2 separate regions of the Mus musculus genome follow, and region 2 is linked to region 1. The links are chromatin loops, found by intact Hi-C in ENCODE. Cell type or tissue: gastrocnemius. All regions are shown on one strand. Links, peaks and the distances in the headings refer to the core of each region. The heading gives the core; the rest is flanking DNA.

Region 1 (12,241 bases), core at 2,365-7,364:
CCGCCTTCTTGCGTTTCTTCACTTCTTCTGGTGTTGAAGACTTGCGAACCTTCATGTCATTGAACACCTTGATGACACCATCAGAGACAGCCACACCAGAGGCCTGAGGGACAAATCAAAAATACGCCTTGTAAGGGAAAGGATTCTGGGGTATTCTTTGCAGTTACAGGAAACCTCAGTCAGAGTAACAAACACACTTCTCAGCCCCACACAGATTAGTAATGTCCCTGCAGACTTTTTTCCCTATCCAATTCATCATCTAAGAACTAGTTAGGACAAACCTCCTGCAAGGGAGAGATCCAATTATCTAGTTCAACATCCCCATAAATGTTAGAACAGTACTTATTAAAAAGAAGACCTTAGCCAAGAGTGGTAGAACACGCCTTTCTCTTAGTCTGAAACCAGTCTTAGATCTATAGAATGAGTTCCAGGACAGCAGGGGCAATGCAGAGAAATCCTGTCTCTTAAAAAAAAGCCAAAAAGAAAACAAAAACTTGCTGAGTTGTGAACACCAGATTCAAAGAACCCGAAAGATACTGATTAAAATGCCAGCATAGGATAGATACAAAACACCAAACTCCTGGGCCATAGTCTCATCTCCAGGAAAGAGAATCAGAACACCAGAAATTCACAGACACCAAGAGCTGCTCGGTAGTTTATTGCTCATTAGAAATGCAGTCATTGTATAAATGACACTCTTTCCTGCCGAGATCTCCCATACACAAGAATTACAACCCTTAATTAAGGCCCTGCTGGACAACTCCCTGTCATCCAAGAATGGTGAGTCCTTTAAAAAAAAAAAAAGACTGACAAATTAATAGGTCAAACTGTGATGCCCCAAATCGCCGAAAACTTTCTGCTTTGTACGGCCCTGGGGGACGACCCAATCAGAAATCTACAACCAACCCTCCCCACCACCACCATGGAACTGCAGAGGAAGCTAGCCACGTGATTCACCCGCTTCCGGAGTAGGCGGAGAAAGATTGGACTAGGTTCAGGGCCTCCCCAAGAGACACTCGTAGCCCAGAGGCAGCGAGGCGGCCGGACCTCAGATGTCTCAACGCCTAAGGCTCGCCTTTAGGAATAGGCGTAAACGCAGTCAGCTGGAGAGGTAGCTCTGGCCAGTCTCACTCCAAAAAACAGTTTCCCGTGCCCTCAGGCTAAGCATAAAAGCTGGTGGCTTCCGGGCGGTACCCGCCTCGGTCACTTCCCTAAACGCGGCTCCACCCTCGGCCCCATCCGGCAGAGCAGCAAAAGGCCTAGCTCGGCTAGAGCTGCAGCCGGGATGGCAGGGCCCAAGCATGTGCGCACGCGCTGTTCTAGCTCTAGCCCGAGGTACAGTGACTACAGAATGGAGTGTGTAATCGCTCTTTCTAGAAGTGGGGCGATAGCCTGTACAGGAACCCACTCCGTGACTCGTGTTGCAAGAAGGCTCCAGAACCAGCGTCTCAATCAGGTTCCCCGATGCCTCAGCATCTCCCAGAGCCACACCGCGGCCGCCCCCGCCCCGCCCTGACGGCGGAATCCCTGCCACCTGCTGTGGAGACCAACCTAGCCGCAGAGGGAGGATGATGCGGGGAAGGGAACAGCCCTTGGGTGGGGCGCGCGCCGACACCTCGCGCGCTTTTCCCTAGCGGCCCCGGGCCAGGGTTTGGATGCCGCGTGCTCTGGTCCAGCGCGCGCCATCGAGAACCAGCGAGCGTTGCCCGAGGCCCCGCACACTGGACCCCTCCCCCACGGCCAGTGGCCGCGCTGGCGCAAAGGCAGGATGGGGGAGGGGAGAGGAGCCAGGGGGCGCGCGAGCGACGTCCGAATCGGCCCTTCCCAGCGCCCGGAGGCGCGCACGCGCGGCCTGCCCTTCAATGAGACCCTTAATCTCGCTCGGGGTGCTGGGGGATGGGATACCAAGACCGCTTCTCTGCCGCCCCCACCCCGCCCGGCGCGCAAGCGACGGATCACGAACCCACTTCCCTCGGGCGCAGTGGCCTAATGCTCACCATGTTTCCGGAAACGAAAGGGAGACAGAAAGAGCAACTGAAGACCTGAGCCGCCGCAGCTGCTGCCGGGATCCGACTGAACGCGGCCTCTCCCGGCCCCTTCCGTTTAGTAGGAGCCGCACAATGAGGGGCGGGGCGGCCTTCCGGCGCTTGCCGCGCGGGCCGACGGGAAGTGAAGTCCGAGGATTTTGCACCGAAATAGAACTAGCTGCTACCGGGTTCCGCAGAGCTTGAGGCGCAGAGTAGGCGGAGGCCGAGAGGCGTGGGCTGTTGCACGGAGAGTGAGCCCATTGGTGCAATGGACCAAAAAACGCTCTGAGCCAGAGGCCCATCGTTTGATAAAAATGACCTGAATATAATTCTCTACTTTCTTTATCCCAGAAATTAAGTGGTTTTTTGTTCTTTATGGTTCCTGAAAAAAGATTTTGAATCATCAGCTTGGGATCCTCTCTCACAGAAAAGAGAATCGCCAAGTATAACGGTGTCTTCAAGCCAATAGAAATGCTCCCGTGGAGTAAAATTTCAACAAATAGGATTTTTTAAAAAACAGGAAATGCTAACATAAAAAGTTTGAGAGCTTTGGCGTTGTCTAAAGACGTTTGGCAAATTGTTAGATCAAACGTAATTCATGGGGGAAGGGTGAAGAGTTGTGCACTAAAAATTTCCTTATGGCCGGGCATGGTGGCGCACACCTTTAATCCCAGCACTCGGGAGGCAGAGGCAGGCGGATTTCTGAGTGCGAGGCAAGCCTGGTCTACAAAGTGAGTTCCAGGACAGCCAGGGCTACACAGAGAAACCCTGTCTTGAAAAATCAAAAAACAAAACAAAACAAAACAAAACAAAAAAAAAACTTCTTTATGTTTCTTTTACGATACAGGAAAAGGAATACTTCAATTTAATTCCAGAGTTGATAGGTTTATGATCATTTTAGCACAAAGACTGAAGAGAATCTATATGAAAGCAAAAGTTTAAAATAAACTGGGGTGGGAACTCCAGGAGAATTTCTCTGACCTGAAACAATGACCATGGCCTTAGAAAAAAAGGGCAAAGTCGCAAACAACTCAGAGGCAAAGGAAACCGGGGCCCTTGACCTCCCCAAGCTGAATAAAGGGTGTAAAAGAGGAGCTTCCCCAGGAGCGAGGCAGCACGCAGAGGATGCCGGGGGTTGTAGTCAGGGGATTGTAGTCAGACTGCACCCGTGGGCTACACTGCGGGAGCTCCAGGTGACTGCACCCGTGGGCTACACTGCTGGAGCTCCAGGTGGAGGCCGAAGCTTGACCCCCTTCTCTCCCAAGGGCCCCTCCTAAGGAGAAGGCTGGCTCCACCTTTTTCGAGACTAGCAGTTTCCCAGAGCAACGGGGGGAGGGGCCACGCAGTTACCCTGGAGACGCACTCCTTCCGCCCCTGGTCGCGGGATGCCCTAGATGTCCTTATTAGGGCATAAGCCTCCAGAGGGCGTGCCCAGTCCAAGCGCCAGCTGCAGGCTCCTTATAAGGCTGCTTGAGGAAAGAGGCGGGTGCACAAAAGCTAGACTGAGAAGAGGGTCTGCGAATTGGGCTCCCGACGACTTCCGGAGTGACAGCGTGACAGCTGAAGACCGTGCGTTGTTCCAAACACTGAAGGGACCTCTATGTTCTATTGAGCCCTGTGTCCCTCAGCTTGAGACATCCCTGCCCCAGCAAGGTTCCCACCTTCATCCTCCCTGAGGCTCCTTCACTTTTAATGAGCCACAGAAGCGAAGTGTCTAACTAGCATCCCCGGGATCCAACCATGTGCCCACATTCGAACTCTCCACCTTCTAGGATACACCTCTTATTCCTCCTTGAAAGGGAGGAATTAAATACACATCTTCGCCATTCACCTAGCCTGAGTCTTCTGTGCACAAATATCCCCGACTTGGCACATTTCGAGATCTTTCTGCTTCTGCCTTAGCTTTATTTCATTCCTTGTACCCCTTTAAGATGTCCCTCCCACAAATATTCTTGGACTTGTGTCCGTCCCTCTCCTCCACTTTTCTTAAGCCCTCTTTTTCCCAGCCTCTTCTACGATAGTGAGCCTGAAATAGCCTTATGAGACCTTGAAGCAAGCCAAGTTCAGGTTTCTGAGTGTACCCCCACACCGGCCCTCCCAGTCACAGGGGGCGCTGTCCTCCTTTTTAACAGTCAGTACACAAAAAAAAAGAGTCTGCTCTCGAATTTTTGGGTGAGAGGAAAGGGTGGGTCAAAGCTCCATGGCCTGGGTGGGGCCTGTCCAAAAGGCTGGTGCCGGCGGGCGAATGGGGGCGGTTCTAAGGAAAGGCCGTGCAAACCGAGCTAGCCTCTTACTGCATAGTACATGGCGAAAGGAGGTCATTCCATGAGCTGGTGCCCTGCTAGGTTGGAGAGACCCTACCCTCAAACAAGTGTTCTTATACCAACTGAATTGTCGCGATCCTAGTCTCAGGGGTTTTTTGAGACTCTGAAGGAGCCAGTCTAGTTCTTATGGCGGAGCCGGTCCGCCTGGGCCGGAAGCGTCCGCTGCCCGTTTGCCCCAACCCGCTCTTCGTTCGTTGGCTGACCGAGTGGCGGGACGAGGCAGCCAGCAGGGGGCGCCACACGCGTTTCGTGTTTCAAAAGGTGAGTCCCAGCTGTTTCTGGTGACAGTGCTCTGGCAGAGTCAGGTGATCCGTGAATCCTAGTTTGATAAGCTCTCTTCTCCCTTGTGTTCGCCAGGCATTGCGCTCCCTCCAACGGTACCCGCTACCATTGCGCAGCGGGAAGGAAGCCAAGATACTCCAGCACTTCGGAGACAGGCTCTGCCGCATGCTGGACGAAAAGCTGAAGCAGCACCTAGCATCAGGCGGTGAGCACCTCAGGGAGTTGGTGTCTCCTAAATTTCTTAGGTGCAGGCTGTGTCTACTCTGGCTTCAAATTACCCCCTCACAACGTGGTTGCTGTTCGACCCACGACTAGTGATTGTTGATGCTCCCTAAGCCTCCTGGTTCTCAACGAACAGAGCTAGCCGCCTGAGATTGGTGGCATTGTGAAACAAGTCTGTAACCATTTAGGAGGTGGGGGTAGAAGACTCAGGCGTTCAAGAGCATTCTCAATTTCATAGTGAGTTCGAGGCTAGCCTGGGCTATCTGAGACTATCTCCAAAAAAAAAAAGTGACATGGGTAGGGCATGGTGATTTGTACTTTTAATCCCAACACCCAGAAGAAGCAGGGGCAAGAGAATCTTTGTGAGTTTGAGGTCAGCCAGGGCTTGACGCAGTGAGCCCCTGCTTCCAAACCAAAACCCCAATTCGGGGGAATCCAGCCCCTACTTCTGACCTCTTCTAGTATTGCATGCAAGTGATGCATAGACATACTCACAGGTGAAACACTCATACACATACAAGAAAACACAAAAACGTTTTAAAATATGACACTCAAATTCACACACTGAGCAACTCCATCTAAGCTCCTCCGGGCAGCCAGACTGTGTGCAGGACTAACTCTCTTCTGATCTCTATAGGTGACCATGCCCCCAGCTCACCATCTGGAAAGAAGGGAGCCAGCAAAGGGCCACCTGAGCAAGTCCAGGACTCTTCCATGCCAGTGAGGATTGGGAAAGGAAGTAGAAAGCTAAATGGGGGGAGGGGTCGTTGATTGTAGACTTCTTGGTTTGAGGGGTTGAACAGCCCTGGATCCAGCTCTTATTGATTGAGATTGGCTTGGGACAGTCTCTTACCCTCTTTGAGAGGCACCACCTTAAATCCTAAGTAGGATTATTGGGATCACGGTAGTCAGACTCCCAAAGAGAGCTGCCAAAAGATCCAGCCCAGGAAGTTGTGGGACGTGTACCATGTTACTGTTCTCCAGGGGTTGGGGCTGGGCCTGGGCCTGGGCCATACCCCCAACTTTTGCTCTGGCCACCATCACATTCCAGATTTACTAGGGCTTGTAGCCTCATCTCCCTCGCCAGGCCCATGGGGCCTGCTGAAACCTCAGCTGACAGGCATTGGAATTCAGCGAGCCCCTCTGTCTCTCTCAGGTTCCCACCCAGCCTCAAGCAGGAAGCACCAGTGTTGGCTATTGGCCAGCTCAGAACTCAGGTGCTCGAGAGATCCTGCTGCAACTCTACAGGGAGCACCTGGTGAGCAAGTCAGGCGCGTGGGTGGGGCAAAGCAGCAGGCTCACAGAAATATGCCTGGACAGCATGCAAACTGGCCACCGCATAGCAGGGGGAGGAGCGCTGGACCTGAACCTACGCTCACTTCAACCATTGTTTCAGAATTCTGATGGCCACAGCTTCCTAACCAAAGAGGAGCTGCTGCAGAAGTGTGCCCAGAAGACCCCCAGGGTGAGCATCTTCTGAGAGTGGGCAGGTAGATCCCATGGCAGCTCTCCCTCCATGGCAGGCACCCTTGGTATGCAGCCTGATCCAAATGTGGCATATGGCTAGGGGCCCGGGAAGTGTAGGCTTGGAGTATTAGGGACTCTCTGAGGGTCTCCATCCCTTTCACAGGTAGTGCCTGGAAGTTCGAAACCCTGGCCTGCCCTCCGGAGCCTCCTCCATAGGAACCTCATCCTTGGAACGCATCGGCCAGCCAGGTTGGGCGAGCAGCAGGGAGCACACAAGGCAGGGATGGGACACATGCAGGAATTAGGACATTCTTAGCCTCTCTCATGGCCCAGAAAATCTCACACCTGGTGCTACTGAGCCTGGGGATGGCCAGCCTGCCTGCTAAAGAGCCTGATATTGGAGATCTGGAAAGTATAATCCTCTGAGGGGAGGGAGGACGGTGTGGTGCTGAGTGAAGACAGGGGAAGGACTTGGGAGACACATCACAAAGCTGAGACACAACTAGGGAGGTCCTGAGGAAGTTGACCTGAGGGACAAGGACACAGAGGAGATGGAGAGCCACTGAACTTCTATCCAGGCTCACCTAATGGACAGAAAGAGAGCGTGCCAGGGATAAAGAAGACGGAACTTCATGTGTCCCTCACCTCCCAGGTATGCACTCACACCAGAGGGTCTGGAGCTGGCTCAGAAGCTGGCCGAGGCGGAAGGCCTGAGCACTCGGCACGCTGGCTTTAGGCCAGAGGAACATCACGGAGAGGACTCAGCAGTTCCAGAAGCCTTGTCAGAACCGTAAGAAAAAGAAATGGGGGCAGCCATACCTTTCTCCCTGAGACTAATAGCTGAACCAGTTGCCCCTGGGATTTAGGGGAACTACCCTGGCACTGAAGGTTCTGGCCTTATGCATAGCCTCCATTCCATTATAGTGGCACCACCGAGGGGGCCGTCCAGCAGAGACCACTGGAGCTAAGGCCTAGCGAGTACAGAGTGCTGTTGTGTGTGGACATTGGCGAAACCAGAGGGTAAGGAAATAGGGGAAACTGTAAAAACGACTTGAGGATGCTGGAATGTGGCGAGTGCTGGCTCACCCTGACTTGGCCTTCCTTCTTGAAATATCAGGGCAGGACACAGGCCAGAAATGCTCCGAGAGTTACAAAGGCTGCGTGTGCCCCACACCGTACGCAAGCTACACGTTGGAGACTTTGTGTGGGTGGCACAGGAGACCAGGCCCAGAGACCCAGGTAAAGGGTCTTGGATAGACAAGGGAGGCTGGCCTAGGTAGAGACAGGGAAGGCAGGAAAGCTCTTCTTGGTTTCTCCGCAGAAAGACCTGGGGAGCTGGTCCTGGACCACATTGTGGAACGCAAGCGGCTAGATGACCTATGCAGCAGCATCATTGACGGCCGCTTTCGGGAGCAGAAGGTGCCTTAGTCAGCCTGCCTCACTCCTTGCTTACCTCAACATAGAAAAGCTCCCGGGTGGCCTCAAAGCAGAGCCTCCAACCACACCCACTTGAAGCCCCTTTTAAGCCATGCAGGTGCACAGTTGAAAAACAAAGCTATTTCAGTTGGCTGGAGAAAATTAAAGAGCCCTTGAGTACCTAGCCCTAGAGATCTTATATAAACAAGAGGCAAACCTCTTAAGGTTAGAAATGCAGAGTCTATACCCAAGTCCCAGCAACAGGACTAACCCTAGGGGTCACAGAGCACAGTAGGCCAAGGGAGGTTTGGAGGAAGTATGATGTCCGGAGGTTCAGGGCTTTCCTACAGGACCAGAGCCTAGTGTGGTGTTGCTTTTAAGATATGAGAGGTGCCAGGCAATGGTGGCACATGCCTTTGATCCCAGCACTTGGGAGGCAGAGGCAGGGGGATTTCTGAGTTCCAGGACAGCCAGGGCTACACAGAGAACTATGTCTCAAAACAAGCAAAGGATGTGAGAGAGCCAGTAAAGATGAGGATCTGGGTCCCTTGCAGTGTTAATGTGTTACTGATGGCTAGCCTGGACACGTGGGCATTTGGGCCTAACCACACTGCTTCTACCTGCCTTCCTAGTTCCGCCTGAAGCGCTGTGGCCTGGGGCACCGGGTATACTTAGTGGAAGAACATGGGTCTGTCCACAACCTTAGCCTTCCCGAGAGCACCTTGCTGCAGGCTGTCACAAACACCCAGGTGAGCTGGGAGGACAGGACCAGGCTGGCAGATTTTACAGACCATGGCGCAGGCCAGGAGCTCCCTTCCTTGTGTCTTCTTCTCCAGGTCATTGATGGCTTTTTTGTGAAGCGAACCATGGATATTAAGGAGTCGGCTGGCTACCTGGCGCTTTTGACAAAGGGCCTGGAAAGACTGTACCAGGTGAGCAGATGCCTCTATCCAGAACTGGACCCTTGCCTGGTGTTTATTGCCCAAGCAAGGAAAGGTGGGGTCCTAGTTCTTCAGGCTTCCTACTGAGGCCTGGGAAAGGACTAGCTGGGGCTTAGTCTTCAGAGCCTACCCTGGCCTCAGTCCCCTCTTCCATCAGGGCCACACCCTACGCAGCCGCCCTTGGGGGGCCCCAGGGGCTGCTGAATCAGAAGCAAAGCCTTCCACAAACCCTCTCTGCTCACTCCTCACCTTCAGTGACTTCAATGCAGAAGCTGTCAAGAACAAGGTACCACCCCTGCCTCACCTCTGCTCGGGTGGCCTAGGCCAAGGTCACCCTTAACACAGGCCTACCCCAACCCCAGGCCCAGTCTGTGCGAGAAGTATTTGCCCGGCAGCTGATGCAGGTGCGTGGACTGAGTGGGGAGAAGGCAGCAGCCGTGGTGGATCGATACAGCACCCCTGCCAGGTACGCCCCAGAGAGCGGCTGAGGGCAGAGTTCACCACAACCAGTGCTCCTGGAGACTGAGCTTGGCTCTGCGTGGGCACCTTGGCAGGCTCTGTCCCAGCGTTTCCCAAGGAGGGAGGGAGGGGCTCTTAACACCAGAAACAGGAAATGTGTCGTGTTTAAGATTCCTCCACTCTAGGCTAGACCCCTCCTGCCTTACCTCTCATGTCCTCATGTCTCCTAATGCTTGCCAGATAATCAGCCTTTATATGCCCTACCCCCAGTCTCCTGGCTGCTTATGATGCCTGTGCCACCGCGAAGGAGCAGGAGATGCTCTTGAGCACCATCAAGTGTGGGCGTCTGCAGAGGTACGGGTAGTTATGATCTGGAGAGAAGACTGGGTCACCTGAGGCACCAGGCTGACCTCCTCCTGACCTGTCTTCCAGGAATCTGGGACCCGCTCTGAGCAGGACCCTGTACCAGTTGTACTGCAGCCACAGCCCTCTGAGCTGAGCTGTACCAGGAGACGCTCGCTCCCCAGCACCCATCTTCATCTCTACCAAGGCTGGCTAGCCTTTTAGCTGAGATCCCCTGGGCTTTAATAAAAATCTGGATGTGTGTGGTCTCGGCTGTTAAGGAAGCAATGCCAAGGTCCTTCTGAAATCTACAGGGGTTGGAAGACTACACTGCTGAGCCAACTGTTGTGTGTGGTGGTGCTAGCAGCGGAACCCAGAGCCTCACACCTACTAGGCAATTCCTCTTCCAAAAAGCAATGATCCGCAGCCCTGTACAGTGTCCTTACCCATTCCTAAAACCAGCTTGGCCTAAAACTTGCTCTGTAACCTAGTCTAGCCTAGAACTCCCAGTTTTTCTGGGTCTACCTTCCAAGACCTGAAATTAAAGGTGTGGGGCACCACACCATGGTTCTTTTTAAGGCAAGCTCCTGGGCTAAACATGGTTGTGCACACCCATGTTTAATAAGTACTTACATAGAGCCAGACCCTAAATATGGATGGCTGGATAATAGATAAACACTCCTTAGGGGCTGGGAATGCCCTGGTCAGAGAGATGGGGTCAATAAGGCACTGTATGTTTGAGTGTAATTAGATGGCCCCCGGTCAAAAAGTTTCTCAATCCAGCTGCCTCATTCTAGTGACTGGAGACCAGAGGCTTGTACAAGTGCAGAGCTTGGGGTAGAGCTAGGATGCTAACCCCAAACTCCTAGCACTGACCAGAACATGGTTCCTGGGCCCAGTATCAGCCAAGCTCTTGAGTGAGGACCTGAGGTACATACTCTTCAGAACTCCCTGCTCAGGCCTTTTTTTTTTTTTTTTTTTTTTCTTCCTCCTGAGACAGGGTTTCTCTGTGTAGCCCTGGCTGTCCTTGAACTCTGTAGATCAGGCTGGCCTCGAACTCAGAAATCCACCTGCCTCTGTCTCCCCTGAGTGCTGGGATTAAAGGTGTGCGCCACCACTGCCCACTGCTCAGGCTGATTCTGAAGAATGACCTTGGCTCTGAAACCTCAGCCTGACTGGAGAGGACCCCTTGTGTGGAACTCACCTGCCCCTCTCGCAGGCCAGCCCCTTCCCGGGCTGAGGTTACTCACCCACCTCAGCCAGGACTCCTTCTTTCTCCCTTTATTGTCCTTCACATCATAGTTCCTTTAAGCAGAACGGTCATCCCTAGGCCCCCGGGGCTGCTTAAGCTATGGGAGGGGGAAGGGGGCCCCCACATGGCCCTTCCCTGAGGGTCTTCAGAAGGTATAGGCTCCCACAAAGACCGTGAGTCTCAGTACAGAGCTGGCCCGGTAGCTCATAAGGGAATTCATGGTGACCATCTCCAGGTCCAGCACGTACTCCCGGGGTCCCGTCACTGGCCTGGCGAGGACCAGCATGGCGCTGACATTGTTGATTTGCTGCAGGGTACAGTGGACAGTAGAACATAGAGATGGTGTTAGCCTAGGAGCCAGGACCCTCCCCCAGCATCAGCCGGCTTCCCGTGGCCTGAAGTCAGGAAAGTCTGACAAGGCCCCTGCTCAAGTCCTTCCCTGGCTCTAACCTGTAGACCTTTTTCTCCCTCAGTATCTGAGACCCTGCCACTTGCTCTCCTCGGCAACTCCTTCCTGCCCCCTAGTCGCCTCGACTTTCCCTCCATCATGACCTCCTGATGACTCAAAGTTTGGGGATAATGGGACTTTGGTGCCCGAGAGGCGTCCCACTTCCCTCTAGAGTACTCAGTTCTCGCTCTGACACTGATGCTGAGCAAGAACTGAGGGCCTAAGAATAGAGGAATGTTCTGCCATGGAGCTGGGAGGTCAGCCCCAAAGCGATTTTGAAAGAAGTTTTGATGCCAAACATCTCAGTGCCTAAGGCAGCTTAAGGACCCACGTGCAAGAGCCCTCACACCTGCGCCAGCATCCCTACTGCCTTCCCTTTGCCAGCAGACTGGAGTCTCTGATCCCAGCTCTGCAGAAACTACATTTCTTGTTTTATGTATAAGGAAGTCAAAGCCAGGCAGGAGAAAGCAGTACTGGGAGTAAGACCCCACTAACCGACTGTTCCTTAGAACTGCCTGTAGCGTGCTTACTAGGAGACAACTCTGACTTCTGACACGGCCCCTGCTTCCTAGGACAGGGCTTTGGGAGCAGAGGCAGGGCAGCTCCCACTTACATGACTTCAGACCTCCTATTTTAGATTACTTGAGTCAGTTGAGTGTGGGTAAAGAAGCACCTTACCCTAATGTAGAAGTCCCCCTGTGTGTTTCCAGAACGGATCTGAAAGGCATTGTAGGCACCAGGGTAGACAGAGGTTGCCTGGATCTGAAACACGTCAGCAGGCACACTTCGCTCTGAGGTGATGCTCATGTAGCGGTGCACAATGGATGAAGGCTGCTCTCGACAAAGGGGATTGGAGGCAGGGCAGAGGCAGCGGCTAGAGACCCCAAGATGGGACAGGAATGAGGGCTGGGCCCATTTCCCAAATACCCACCTCCTAAAGAGGAAAGCCCGAGCATAAAAGACCAATGAGACATTATGAGTCCTCACCAACCCGATTAAACCAGTAGGCCCCACAGACCTCTGGAGTTACCACAGCAAACTGCCATCAGGTTGACTCACTT
Region 2 (12,241 bases), core at 4,676-9,675, 80 kb after region 1:
AGTCCTCCTGGCCCAGAAGTTTAGGAAGGGGATCTTAGTGTCGTGGGACACTTTTACAGCACATTTGTCTAGGGTACTGCTTGGCCTGGAACCTCAGTGGCAGTGGGAGGAGAGCTGTGAGTCTGAGTGATCTCGCCCACCTCCCTTGAATATGTCTTCCAAGCCTGGGTGACAGTTCCCTCCTCCTCTCTTGGTATATCACCTTCTACCTCTAGCCTCTCAGGTACCAGGGATTGTTAGATCCAAGTCCCCTGTTGGATACCTGTCCTGCAGAACCATCTTCTAGAGGAAGTGTCCCCACCACCCCCACCACCCCCACCATCCCCAGTTTACAGATGAGGAAGGGAGGTGAGCACCAAGTTTTCCCATTGGCAGAGTTGCAATGGGGGCTTAATACATCTCCTGCAGTGGACTAGCACGTGGAGGAACAGGGTTGCCATTGTCCCCAGTCCCATGTCTTCACTGGAGCAAGAAACAGAGCTGTGGGACCCAGATGCGGCCAATGTGCTCACTCTTGTAGGGATGGGCATGTACCCAGGCTGGGGAAGAGCATTCGGTACTGGTACTCTCTGCCTTTGGTAACAATAGGTCTGCACTTCTCCTTATAGCTGTTGAGTGTGCAGGGCCCTGTGGGGGGCGGGGGGGCTCTCTATTCTCAAATCACAGCTCTTATTGTGTGGGTATTCATGTATGTGCAAATGGTCTTATTTAAAAACAAACAAAATCGTACCTAGCTCCTAGCACCTTCCCCAACCCCCTGCCCACAACTAACTCCACTGGCTAACCTGGAACCTCTCTGTAGCCTAGTTCAGGATAGCCTTGAACACACAGAGATCCGTCTGCTTCTGCCTTCCAAATACTGGGGTTAAAGGTATATGCCACCAGGCCCTATTCCAGTGTCATCTAATTTTTTAAAAAAATTAGTTGGAATGGGTGGCTTTTTGCCTGCATGAATGTCATGTTTGTGCAGTGCATGTGGAGGCCAGAAGAGAGCCTTGGGCCCTCTGGAAGTGGAGTCACAGGTGGTTGGGAATTCTCAAGGGGGCCTTAGGAATTTAACCTGGATTCTTTGGAAGAGCAGCCAGTGCTGTTAACTGCTGAGCAATCTCTCCAGTCCCTCAAACATCATTTTAAAAAACTGAATAATCACTGGACATAGTAACACACACCTAATCTCTATGAGTTCGAGGCCAGTCTGGTCTACATAGTGAGTTCCAGGATAGCCAGGGCTACATAGTGAAACCCTATCTCAAAATACCAAACAAAGAAACAAACAAACAGAAATAAGCACTATTCCTGAGCTATGTCAGCAATCAGAATTGCAAAGGAAAACACCCATCGTGCTGACAAGAGCAGAAAGTGGGGAAAGGGCTCAGCAGTGAGGAGCATTGGATCTTCTAGAGAACAAGTCAGTCCACAACCACCCATCACTCCACTGCTGGGGTCCAGTGCCCTCTCTGACTTCTTCATGCACCAGGCATGCACGTGGTACACAGACATATGTAGTGGTTTGAATATGCCTGGCCCAGGAAGTGGCACCATAAAGAAGTTATAGCCTTGTTAGAGTAGGTGTGTCACTGTGGGCGTGGGCTTAAGACCCTCACCCTAGCTGCCTGAAAGTCAGTCTTCTGCTAGCAGAGTTCAGATGAAGATGTAGAACTCTCAGCTCCTCCTGCATCGTGCCTGCCTGGATGATAATAGACTGAACCTCTGAACATGCAAGCCAGCCCCAATTAAATGTTGTCCTTATAAGAGTTGCCTTGGTCATGGTATCTGTTCACAGCACTAAAACCCTAACTAAGACAACATATATGCAGGCAACACCTATTCATATAAAAAGTTAAAGAGGCTAGGACAGATGGGCTGCTATGAGAAATGGAATGAAAGAAAGTATGGGGCCTGCAGTGGTATTTCTTTCTGTAAAATGGGAATGACAAGGGGCTGGAGAGATGGCTCAGCGGTTAAGAGAACTGACTGCTCTTCCAGAGGTCCTGAGTTCAATTCTCAACAACCACACGGTGGCTCACAACCATTTGTAATGGCATCCGATGCCCTCTTCTGGTGTGTCTGAAGACAACTACAGTGTACTCACATACATTAAATAAATAATAAATCATTCTTTTTAAAGCTTTAAGAAACTGGGGATGGTAAGGTATATACAATTTGACACCTGAAGTTCCCAGCATGGAACCCGGCACACAGGAAACACTACATATCCCATGCGGTGATGGCTAATCAACTTAGTGGAATTTAAGTTACCATGGAAACAAGCATCAGCACATGTGAGGGGCTGGCCCACTGAGTGAGGGACTGGACTGGATAAAATGGGACAGCCAGCTGAGCATCAGCTGCTATCTCTGCTCCCTGACCATGGAAGCCATGTGACCAGCCGCCTCACACTCGGGCCACTGTGACTCCCAAGTGTGTCACACTACACCCTGCAGCTGTGAGCCAAAATAAACCGTTCCTTAAAGAGCTCCTGCCTGACAGGAATTGTGCTAGCAACAGGTAAGTGTGCATGTGGGTAGGAACCAGGGCCTGAGAAGCTGACAGGAAATGCGTGGAGGTTGGGGACGCTCTGGGAAGCAGGGAATAAGGGGTGCAGGGCAGTGGAAAGTGGGTTTAAAGGAAAGGCTGTTCGGGATTCTGTTAACTCATCGAGTGCCCTAAACCAACGAGCTTGAGCTAGTCAAACATATGTACCCTGGATGCCACATAAGACTGAGTGCCACTAAGCTGAGCGTTTTGCCTGCACATGTGTCTGTCTGTGCACCACTTGCTAGCTTGGTGAACTGCCCTGCCCTGTGGGTGTTGGGAATCAAACCCAAGTCCTCTGTCTTCCGATAGAGCAGGCCAGTGTTCTTAACAGCTGATCTGTCTCTCTAGCCCCTTGCTGTCTTCTAGAATGACTTAAAATGATTTATCTTGGTTTGTGTGTTGTTGTTATTGTTGTTGTTGTTTTGAGACAGGGTCTCTCTACATAGTCCTGGCTGTCCTGAAACTCACTATATAGACCAGACTGCCTTTAACTTAGAGGTCCTCCTGCATTCTGGGATTAAGGGCATGGGCCATCATGCCCAACCTTGTCTTGTGGTCTTTTAGACTGAATTAAAACTACTGTCTGGCCTTGCTAAGTTAATTAAGCCTCCCATACAGGCTGGCTGCTCTTTGGGATCTGTCTTCTTTCAATCACTCAGCCTGTTTACTGAGCACCTACTTGGTGCACCTGCCCAGCTTCTGTTTCTGGAGGTGAGTCAGACACAGCTACTGTCCTGCCCGTATGACACATGGGTGGGACAGGGCTAATGAGCAGAGCTCAACAAATAGGCAACACTTAGTGCTTGGTGCCCAGTGCTGGGGAGAAAGCGACACCAGGACTGGAGTGAGAGAAACCTCCCAGCCCCACCTTTCATGCTGGGAACCAAGGGATGCTGTTGGTGGCGGACCCACGTGTCAGTTCCTGGGGTGAGGCAGTGGTCCCTGCTTCCAGCCGCAGGTTGCCCTTTACCTACCATCTAACTTGGTGTGCAGAGCTTGATTTCTTAGATTTGTTTTCTATACTCACCACACTTTCTTTGCAGCAAGGTCTCACTGTGTAGCACTGTCTGGCCTGGAACTTCCTAAGTTAACCAAGCAAGCTGGCCTCCACCAGCTGGCCTCTGTCTGCCTCCACCTTTCGGAGACTGTGGGGGGAAAAGCTACTCTGAACATTTCGCTGTTGGAGACCCTGCTTTGATCCTTGGTGTCTACACGCTGAAGTGGAACTACTAGATAACATGGGGTGGCAGTTTGAATGAGAATGGCCCCGAAGGCTCATAGATTTAAAAGACTTAGTTACCAAGTGGACTGTCTAGGCATGATTTGGAGTAGGGGTGTCAGTGGGGGTCCCTTGCTAACCCTAGTCTTGCATGTTCTCTCTGTGTGAGGATCAGGATACCAGCTCTCAGACAACACTCCAACACCATTCCTGCCATGGCCCCTGCCCTGACGGCCATGGACTGTGAGTACGTCTCTGAAACCATAAGCAGGCCCCCAATTAAATGCTCTTTTGACAGGTTACCTTGCTCATGATGTCTCTTCACAGAAATAGAACAGTAACGAACTCACATTAACTACTTAATTAATTGTATTTATCTTTATGTGTCTGGGTGTTTTCCTGCACGTATGTCTATAAAACAGATGTGTGCTGTGGAATAGGGCTCTGGATCCACTGGAACTTGGGTTACAAAAGGCTGTGAACTGCCACAGGCTGGGAAACAAACCCAGGTCCTTTGCAAGAGCAGACAGTGCTCCCAACCACTGTACCATCTCCCCAGTTTCTCCCTTACTCCCATTTTTTAAGACAGGTCTCTCATAGGTTGGGTTGGCTTCAAACTCACTATGTAGCCAAGGATGACCTTGAACTCCTGAAGCTCCTGCCACCTCCTCTTTGAATGCTGGCGTTACAGGGTGCACTTCCCTACCAGGCTGAGGGATCTCACTGCTGAGCCCCTCCCCCCATCCTGTGGATCTCCACGATTTTCTCTAAGGTTTGTCTTTACATTAGTTCCACACTGTCTGATGGCTGAAGCTTTTACCAAGACACTCTGTTCTTTTCTTTTCCTTTCTTTTCTTTTCTTTTCTTTTCTTGTCTTGTCTTGTCTTTTCCTTTCTTTCCTTTTCTTTTCTATAAAGATTTATTTATTTATTTATTTATTTATTTATTTATTTATTTAATGTATATGAGTACACTGCAGCTGTCTTCAGAAACACCAGAAGAGGGCATAGGATCCCATTACAGATGGTTGTGAGCCACCATGTGGTTGCTAGGAATTGAACTCAGGACCTCTGGAAGAGCAGTCAGTGCTCTTAACCGCTGAGTCATCGCTCCAGTCCTCACCAAGACTTTCAAATGGGAAACTGTAAAATATATTATCCAACCTTGTTTTGTTTCAAGATCGCCTATCCTGAGACCTTTGGACTTCCATATGAATTTGAAGGTCAGCTTATCAAGATTTGGAAAGACAGCTCAGGTACTGTTTTTTCCCCTTATATATGGTGTGTGTAGAGGGAGGTGCACACAGGTGTGGAGATCAGAACACCTTGAGAGTCAGCTCTCCCTATCTATCTGTTGGCTCCAGGGATGGAGTTTGAATCATCAGCCTTGTCTGCAAGTGCCTTCATCCACTGAGCCACCCCACCAGTCTGCCAGCCGAGGTTTTGGCAGGGACTTCTCAGCACAGCTGTTTTGTGGAGCTTGCTCCTCTCTGGGCTTGCTTTAGGGACAGATGGTTTTCATTACTGTTAAGAATTACATTTTTTTGCCTGATATGGTGGCACAAACCTTTAACCATCGCTTCAGAAGGAGTTCGAGGTCAGCCTGGTCTATATAACAAGTTCCAGGCTGGGCAGGGCTACACAGTGAGGCCGTGTCTGAAAGCACAGAAAGGAGCTGCCGAGCTGCCTGCAAGCTGTGCAGTGAGCTGCAGGTTTCCGCTTTGCTGGGGACCAGCTCTGTTACTGCAGCTCCTTTTCAGTGGCTTCTGCTCTTTTAAGTAACCCCTCACCCACACTGGGATCTTACTTTGGCACGGTGTTAGTTCTATCTGGGCTGAGAGGATGCTTCTTCTTATCGCCCCAGAAATGATGTCATACAACAACCCTGTGCCACAAAAAGGAAGGCGCGAAGCTGTGCATGTCATGGCGTACTTGTGAAAGTCCGAGGACTTGGATCTGTCTTCTTTTTCCATGTGGGTCCTTCTTCTTCCATGTAGAGATCAAAGTCAGGTCATCAAGCTTAGAAGCTCCCAGCCACATCCTAACTCTGCCTAGCTGGACTCTGTAATGAGCTCTCTACACGATGCCTTAGAGAACGGGGCCTAGGGAGCAAGTAAGGTTGCCAAGTTCACTTGTTAAGTTTTGTCCTTGTCTTGACCTCTCAGTGGCTCTTCTCACAGTTAGTCACTTCCCTTTTGTTGAAATACTGTTCCTTTGGCTGAGAGCCCTTACTTACCCAGCAGTCTTTGCTCTTTTGTTGTTGTTTTTGAAACAGGGTCTCTATATATAGTCCTGAGTGTGCTAGAACTCACACGGTAGACCAGGCTGGTCCTGAACTCACAACAGAGATCTGCCTGCCTCTGCTCTCACGTGCTAGGATTAAAGGTGTGCGCCACCTCAAAAGTCACAATCTCTGTGCTGGTCACTTTAGCCTGGTCTCCGTGACCTCTCCTGACCCCAAGGCATCCTGACTTCTGCTCTTCTCTCTCAGCACCCCTCAGCTCAAGTGTGTGACAGTCTCCCTGACGAGTGTCTTCTCTGGACCCACCCCCATCTGACTTCCCATTAGCAGCCAGTGTTGGAGTCTTCTAAAGTCACTAAAGAAATCTCTGCTAGCCTGGCATGAAGGCACACACCTTTAAGAAAATTTGAGGCTAGCCTGAGCTGCAGAGTAAGATAGTGGAGGTGACCCCCCTAAAACATAAAATAGGGGATAGTGAGGTGACTCAATGGGGAAAGTGCTCTCTGTGCAAGCCGGATGACATGAGTTCAATTCCCAGAACCCACATGAAAGTGGCAAGAGAGAACAAAGTTGACTTCTGACCCCACATACATGCTGTGGCAGTAGCCACCCCCTTCCTATCATGCACACACAATAACAATAAAAATAAATAGAACAAATGAATGAGTGATTTAAAATAAAGTGACTGGTTTTACGTCACCGTCAGATCTCTGAGCTTGACTCACTCTTACTTTGTGTTCGCCTCTCTGAACTTGATTTAGAACAACACAGTTGCTGCTCTCCTGGCCAGTGGAGCCCCTACCATCGAGCACAGAGGGAAGCGTCCTTCCTATCCTCACCCTCTACTCCAAACTCCTGCTCTCCTATTGTAAAGGGATGGGAGGAGAACGGTGGTAAAGGAGGAGTGGGCATGACTGGCTCCTCCAGGTGCTGGATAAAGCTACTCCAGCAAGATAAAGCTACTCCAGCAGGAAGAGATGCTCAGCAGATGGGAGAGTGTACCACAGATGGGAGAGTGTACCACAGATGGGAGAGTGTACCACAGATGGGAGAGTGTACCACAGATGGGAGAGTGTACCACAGATGGGAGAGTGTACCACAGAGGGTTCAGCTTCCAGGTCCCACATAGCGGCTCATAACGATCTGTAACTTCAGTTTCAGTGACCAGCGCCCTCTTCTGGACTCTCTGGGCATGTGGGGCACGGACATACACGCAAGCAAAACATCCTTACACATTTAAAGAGTTTAAACTACAAAAGCTGTTCTTATCTGTGGGTGCTGCCTGTGTTTTCTGGGACACCTTTCCAGATCGACCCCAACTTCAGCAAATGGTAGCCCCTATGTTTCGATGGCTCTGATTTTCTTCCCTCTGGCACACGCAGACCCATTCTATGGGGGCTCCCCTCACAGGATCCGTTTTTTTACCTTAGGGTTAGTCAGTCTCCACTGCCAGGCCATACGCTTGCTGGAGGTCACGGCACTACTGACGCCCTGGGCCACCACAACACCAGTGAGCCTCTTGAGCTTTCTTAGAGCACTTAGTACCAGATTTAGAATTAGAAGACAATTCACCAGTCAGGCGTGTGGTGCAGGCCTTTAGTCCCAGCACCCAGCAGGGGCAGGTGGATCTTTGAGTTTGAAGCCAGCCTGGTCTACAGAGTGAGTTCCAGTCCAGTCAAGGTTACATGTTGGGAGCCGCCCCCACATTCGCCGTCACAAGATGGCGCTGACATCCTGTGTTCTAAGTGGTAAACAAATAATCTGCGCATGTGCCAAGGGTATTTTACGACTACTTGTACTCTGCCTTTCCCGTGAACGTCAGCTCGGCCATGGGCTGCAGCCAATCAGGGAGTGATGCGTCCTAAGCGAAGGATAACTCCTCCTTAAAGGGGACGGGGTTTCGGCCATTCTCTCTTGCTCTGCGCGCCCGGCGCTCTGGCTCCTAAAGATGTAAACAATAGAGCGCGCTCTGCGCTTTGGCGCGCCGGAGCTCTGGCTCCTAAAGATGTAAGATTGGGGTGGCTTTCGCTTTTGGGGCTGGGGGTTTGCGCTCCTGGCTCCTGAAGATGTAAGCAATAAAGTTTTGCCGCAGAAGATTCTGGTTTGTTGTGTTCTTTCCTGGCCGGTCGTGAGAACGCGAATAAGAGTTACACAGTGAAATCATGTCTTGAAAAAAAAAACAAACATAAAAAAGGAGGAGGAGGAGGAGGAGGAGGAAGAGGAGGAGGACAGGAAGAGGGAAAGAAGACAGTTTAGTAGCTTCAGGTTTGAGATCTCAGCAGGATACCAGCTGTTTCCAAACTGATGTCATTACCAACTCACTCTCTCAAAATTTACCCTAGAGGCTGGCAAGACACCTCAGCGGGTAAAGGAGCCACGAAACATAACGTCAACCTAAGCTTGACAGCTGAGACTCACACGGCAGAAGGGGAGAACTGACTATAAGTTATCCTCCCAGTGGTCACATGCATCCCAGACCACACACCCCAGCCTATCCACAAATAGATAAATAAGTGTAAAAGTCTAAGAAATCTACCCTTGCACCGGGAGCACGTTTCAGGAGGCAGGGTGCGTGCCTGGGATGCAAGAAGCCTTGAGTTAAGGGTCCAGCACCAAATAAACCAGGCACAGTGGCGAGCACTGTAATCTCCACGCTAGGGAGGTGGAGGCAGGAGGATCAGAAGTTGAAGTTTATCCTTGTCTGTATAGCAAGTTCAAAGCTAGCCTGGGCTACATTAGACTCTTTCTTAGATAGATAGATAGATAGATAGATAGATAGATAGATAGATAGATAGATAGATAGAATCCAATTTGAATCCATTCATACTTCTGACAAGGATGAGGGTCAAAAGTGGCAGAGTGTGGATCAGGCTGGGGCTGGAGAGACAGCTCAGAGGATAAGAGCACTGGCTGCTCTTCCAGAGGATTTCGGTTGGGTTCCCAGCACCCACATGGAGGCTCACAACTGTAACTCCTTTCCAGATCCAGTGTTCTCTTCTGACCTCAGCAGGCACTGAATTCATGTGATATACATACAGATATACTTGTGGGTAAAACACCCATACATATCAAGTAAAAATGTCAATATTTTTTAAAAAATTAAAAACAATTAAAATGTGGCACACACTTACAGTTCCAGCACTTGGAGCCTGGGCAAGAGGATCAAGAACTCAAAGCCAGCCTGGGTTGCACAGCAAGAACACATCTCAAGAGCTAGGCTTGGTGGCACATACCTTTAAACCCAGCACTTGAGAGACAAAGGCAGGCAGATTTCTGTGAGTTGGAGGGCCTACCTAGTCTACAGAGTGAGTTCTAGGACAGCCAGGGCTACAGAGTAAGGCCCTCTCTTGAAAACAAACAACAAAAAACCCTAAACAACAAACAAACCTGTCTCAGGCAAAAGTGCAATGGGTTGGAAACTTCTGCCTGTAATTCCAATATATGAGAGGTGGAGACAGGCGCTGAAGAGTTCAAATCCATCCTTTGCTACATATAGCTTGAGGCCAGTGTTCAAAACATAAGACCTTGCCTTTAACAAATAGAATAATTTCTATGATGGTTAATTCTGGGTGTCAACGTCACCAGACTAAGTAGTCAATAGAGCACAGATGCTTCCAGAAGCTAGACCACGAGTCTTAGTGAACTAAGCAGGGAGATGGGCCCCGGCAGCTGATGGGCATCATCCACGCAGCTGGAGCAGCTGGGGTAGACACAGGAAGAAAACAGGACTTTTCAGGAGCTCTGCTAACTTCTGCTGCCACCAGAATTCCAGGCTCCTGGGTGGCAAGGTGGTTGGCTTAGCAGGTAAAGGCACTTGCCGTCAGGCCTGATGGCTTGAGTTCAATCCTCAGGAAGGACTCCTAGAGTTTTGCTGTCTTCTGACCTCCAGATATATGCGGTGGCATGTTGGTGTCCCCCCATCCCCCAGATACACACACAATAAAATTTTTCTGAGTTCGAGGCCAGCCTGGTCTACAGAGTGAGTTCCAGGACAGCCAGGGCTACACAGAGAAACCCTGTCTCGAAAAACAAACAAACAAACAAACAAACAAACAAATTAAAAGAACTCAAGCGTCTCTGGCCTTTGCCCCAGGGAGCTCTGGTTCTCAGGCTTTTGACCATGAACTATAAGTTATAAGAGGAGTTCCCTGGCTCTAAGTTTTTCAACTTTTTCTGAAGCCCCACTGCTGCTGGTATCTCTATCTTGCAGGCAGATGATCTATTGTGGGGCATCTGAGCCATCCTCGTTACATAAGTTAATTCCATGAATAAGTTTCCTGTCCTATATATCTCTACGCCTTACTTAGCATGTCTCACTGAAGAATACTAACAATACAGGCATGCCACAAAGCTTTATAGTGACTTGACACAAACTAAAATCATCTGAGAAGAGGAAACCTCCGTTGAGAAAATGCCTGTGTCAGATCAGGCTGTAGCAAGCCTTTAGTCTTAATGACTGATGTGGGAATGCCCAGCCCATTGTGGCTGGGGTCATCCCTTGGCAGGTGGGCCTGGGTTCTATAAGAAAGAAGCAGAACAAGTCATGGGGAGCAACACAATAAACAGCACCTCTATGGACTCTGCATCAGCTCCTGCCATCAGGTTCCTGGCCTGCTTGAGTTCCTATCCCGAATTTCTTGGATGATGAACTATGTATCCAAGCAAACTCTTCCCCCACCCAACTTGCTGTTTGGTCATGGTGTTTTATTGTAGCAATAGAAACAGTAAAATGACAGGCTTATTCTTTTTTCTTTTCTTTCTCTCTTCCTTCCTTTCTTTCATATATATACTGCAGCTGTCCTCAGACACACCAGAAGAGGGCATCCGATCCCATTATGGATGGTAGTGAGCCACCATGTAATTTCTGGGAATTGAACTCAGGATCTCTGGAAGAACAGTCAGTGTTCTCAACTGCTAAGCCATCTCTCCAGACCCAGGCTTATTCTTTTAATTGAAAATTAAATCATATTTTGAACTTTATTGTATTTGAAATTTTTATTTTAATTGAAATTTAAAATTGTATTTTGCCCAGCGGCTATTCGGTAATCCTATGTTCTTCTTCCCTTTAAGCCTAGTGGCTCAGTGGCAACTTCCAACCACTCATCATGTGCTCCCCCAATTATGAAGTGAACCAGGAGTTCTCAGATCCAATGGGCCCTTACATGGCTAGAGAGGTTTAAAATATGTACATGCCAGCTGGGTGTGGTGGCGCACGCCTTTAATCCCAGTGCTCTCTTGAAGCAGAGGAAAAGCAGAGGACGGTATGTTCAAGGACGGCCTGGCCTATACAGTGACTTTCAGGCCAGCTAGCTAGGCTACATGTTTTTGTGTTGGTTTTTGATTTTTTGAGTCAGGGTTTCTCTGTGTAGCCCTGGCTGTCCTGGAACTTACTCTGCAGACCAGGCTGGCCTCGAACTCAGAAATCTGCCTGCCTCTGCCTCCCGAGTGCTGGGATTAAAGGTGTGTGCCACCACTGCCCAGCATGTTTTGTTTTTGTTTTTGTTTTATTTTTTAATTTTTAATTTTTTTAGGCTACATGTGAGACACTGTCTAAAATAAGCAAAACAAAATGCTCAAAACAAAGCCAGTCAATGTATAAATATACACCATTAGGCTCAGGAAACAAGTATGGCTGAAGTTCTGTCATTCTCAGGTTGAGGGGCTTGCTGCCTCTCTGAGGGACACAGTATCCTGCGGCCAGAAGGCCATGGCCTGCCTTGTGCAGCAATGGGGCATTTTCACAGGACCTGAGGGCCCTTTGAGGTGACAAGTTCTGATATCCCTTCAAAAGCAGATGGATAAACATAGGCCTAGAGAAGTAGGGAGCTTATACCAGGTCAGGTTGCAGGGGCAGAGGCAAGGCCCAAGGCAGTTCTGGGCGCTGTTGAACACAGTCTCGTAAAGGAGACCAGCAGAACTCTGGCTGATCGCTACCGAGTACTTTTTGCTGGAATCATTCAGACCGGTCACAGCCTGGTTGTCATGGAGATGGCAGAGAGGGCAGTTCCAGAGCTGGCAGGTAGGGGTGGGAGAGGGCAACATGCCAATATGCTAAACACTGACCAACTGTTGGTTAGGGCCTTATCGGAGAGACCAAGGCAGAGTACAGAGCCCTTGGTTCCAGGGACATCTACAGGGCTGTTCAGACTTCTATCAAGCATCTCTCCGGAGGACCAGGTGAGGGAGGCAGGCCCAGTTGGGGAGCTTCAACCGCCCATTGGCATCTTAGGCCAGAAGAGGTCA

What was found. Hi-C counts contacts between places; a loop is a spot of excess contacts. Peaks named below come from ENCODE experiments on the same cell type or tissue, not always from the same donor. Only the 100,000 strongest peaks of a DNase experiment are listed, where the experiment ranks them.
Region 2: a loop joins it to region 1, with 2.7 times the contacts of the local background. A loop is called at or near these places in 1 of 42 quality-filtered maps.

What each region holds. Positions count from the first base shown.
Region 1 is chr19:5,480,359-5,492,599 of GRCm38, reverse strand. It overlaps Mus81 (MUS81 structure-specific endonuclease subunit), which reads left to right and starts at 4,221. Exons shown (of 16, transcript NM_027877.4): 1 at 4,221-4,612; 2 at 4,709-4,838; 3 at 5,493-5,575; 4 at 6,012-6,113; 5 at 6,252-6,320; 6 at 6,486-6,571; 7 at 6,975-7,112; 8 at 7,247-7,342; 9 at 7,440-7,561; 10 at 7,644-7,741; 11 at 8,371-8,487; 12 at 8,575-8,670; 13 at 8,837-8,965; 14 at 9,042-9,145; 2 more. The coding sequence starts at 4,478. The coding sequence ends at 9,637. Efemp2 (epidermal growth factor-containing fibulin-like extracellular matrix protein 2) reads right to left here. Exons shown (of 11, transcript NM_021474.3): 9 at 12,240-12,241; 10 at 11,859-12,054; 11 at 10,746-11,039. The coding sequence ends at 10,878. It overlaps Cfl1 (cofilin 1, non-muscle), which reads right to left and starts at 2,145. Exons shown (of 4, transcript NM_007687.5): 1 at 1,998-2,145; 2 at 1-103. The coding sequence starts at 2,000. In gastrocnemius, for the core only: CTCF peaks have their summits at 4,100 and 4,584 (motif pointing right); DNase peaks (open chromatin) are centred at 4,207, 4,574, 6,050, 6,526 and 1 more place; H3K4me3 peaks cover 2,991 bases; H3K27ac peaks cover 3,462 bases.
Region 2 is chr19:5,402,266-5,414,506 of GRCm38, reverse strand. It overlaps 4930481A15Rik (RIKEN cDNA 4930481A15 gene), which reads right to left and starts at 7,692. Exons shown (of 4, transcript NR_027938.2): 1 at 7,424-7,692. Tsga10ip (testis specific 10 interacting protein) reads left to right here and starts at 12,001. Exons shown (of 8, transcript NM_001373978.1): 1 at 12,001-12,175. The coding sequence starts at 12,047. In gastrocnemius, for the core only: a CTCF peak has its summit at 7,190 (motif pointing left); DNase peaks (open chromatin) are centred at 7,153, 7,670 and 7,895; H3K4me3 peaks cover 3,742 bases; H3K27ac peaks cover 4,116 bases.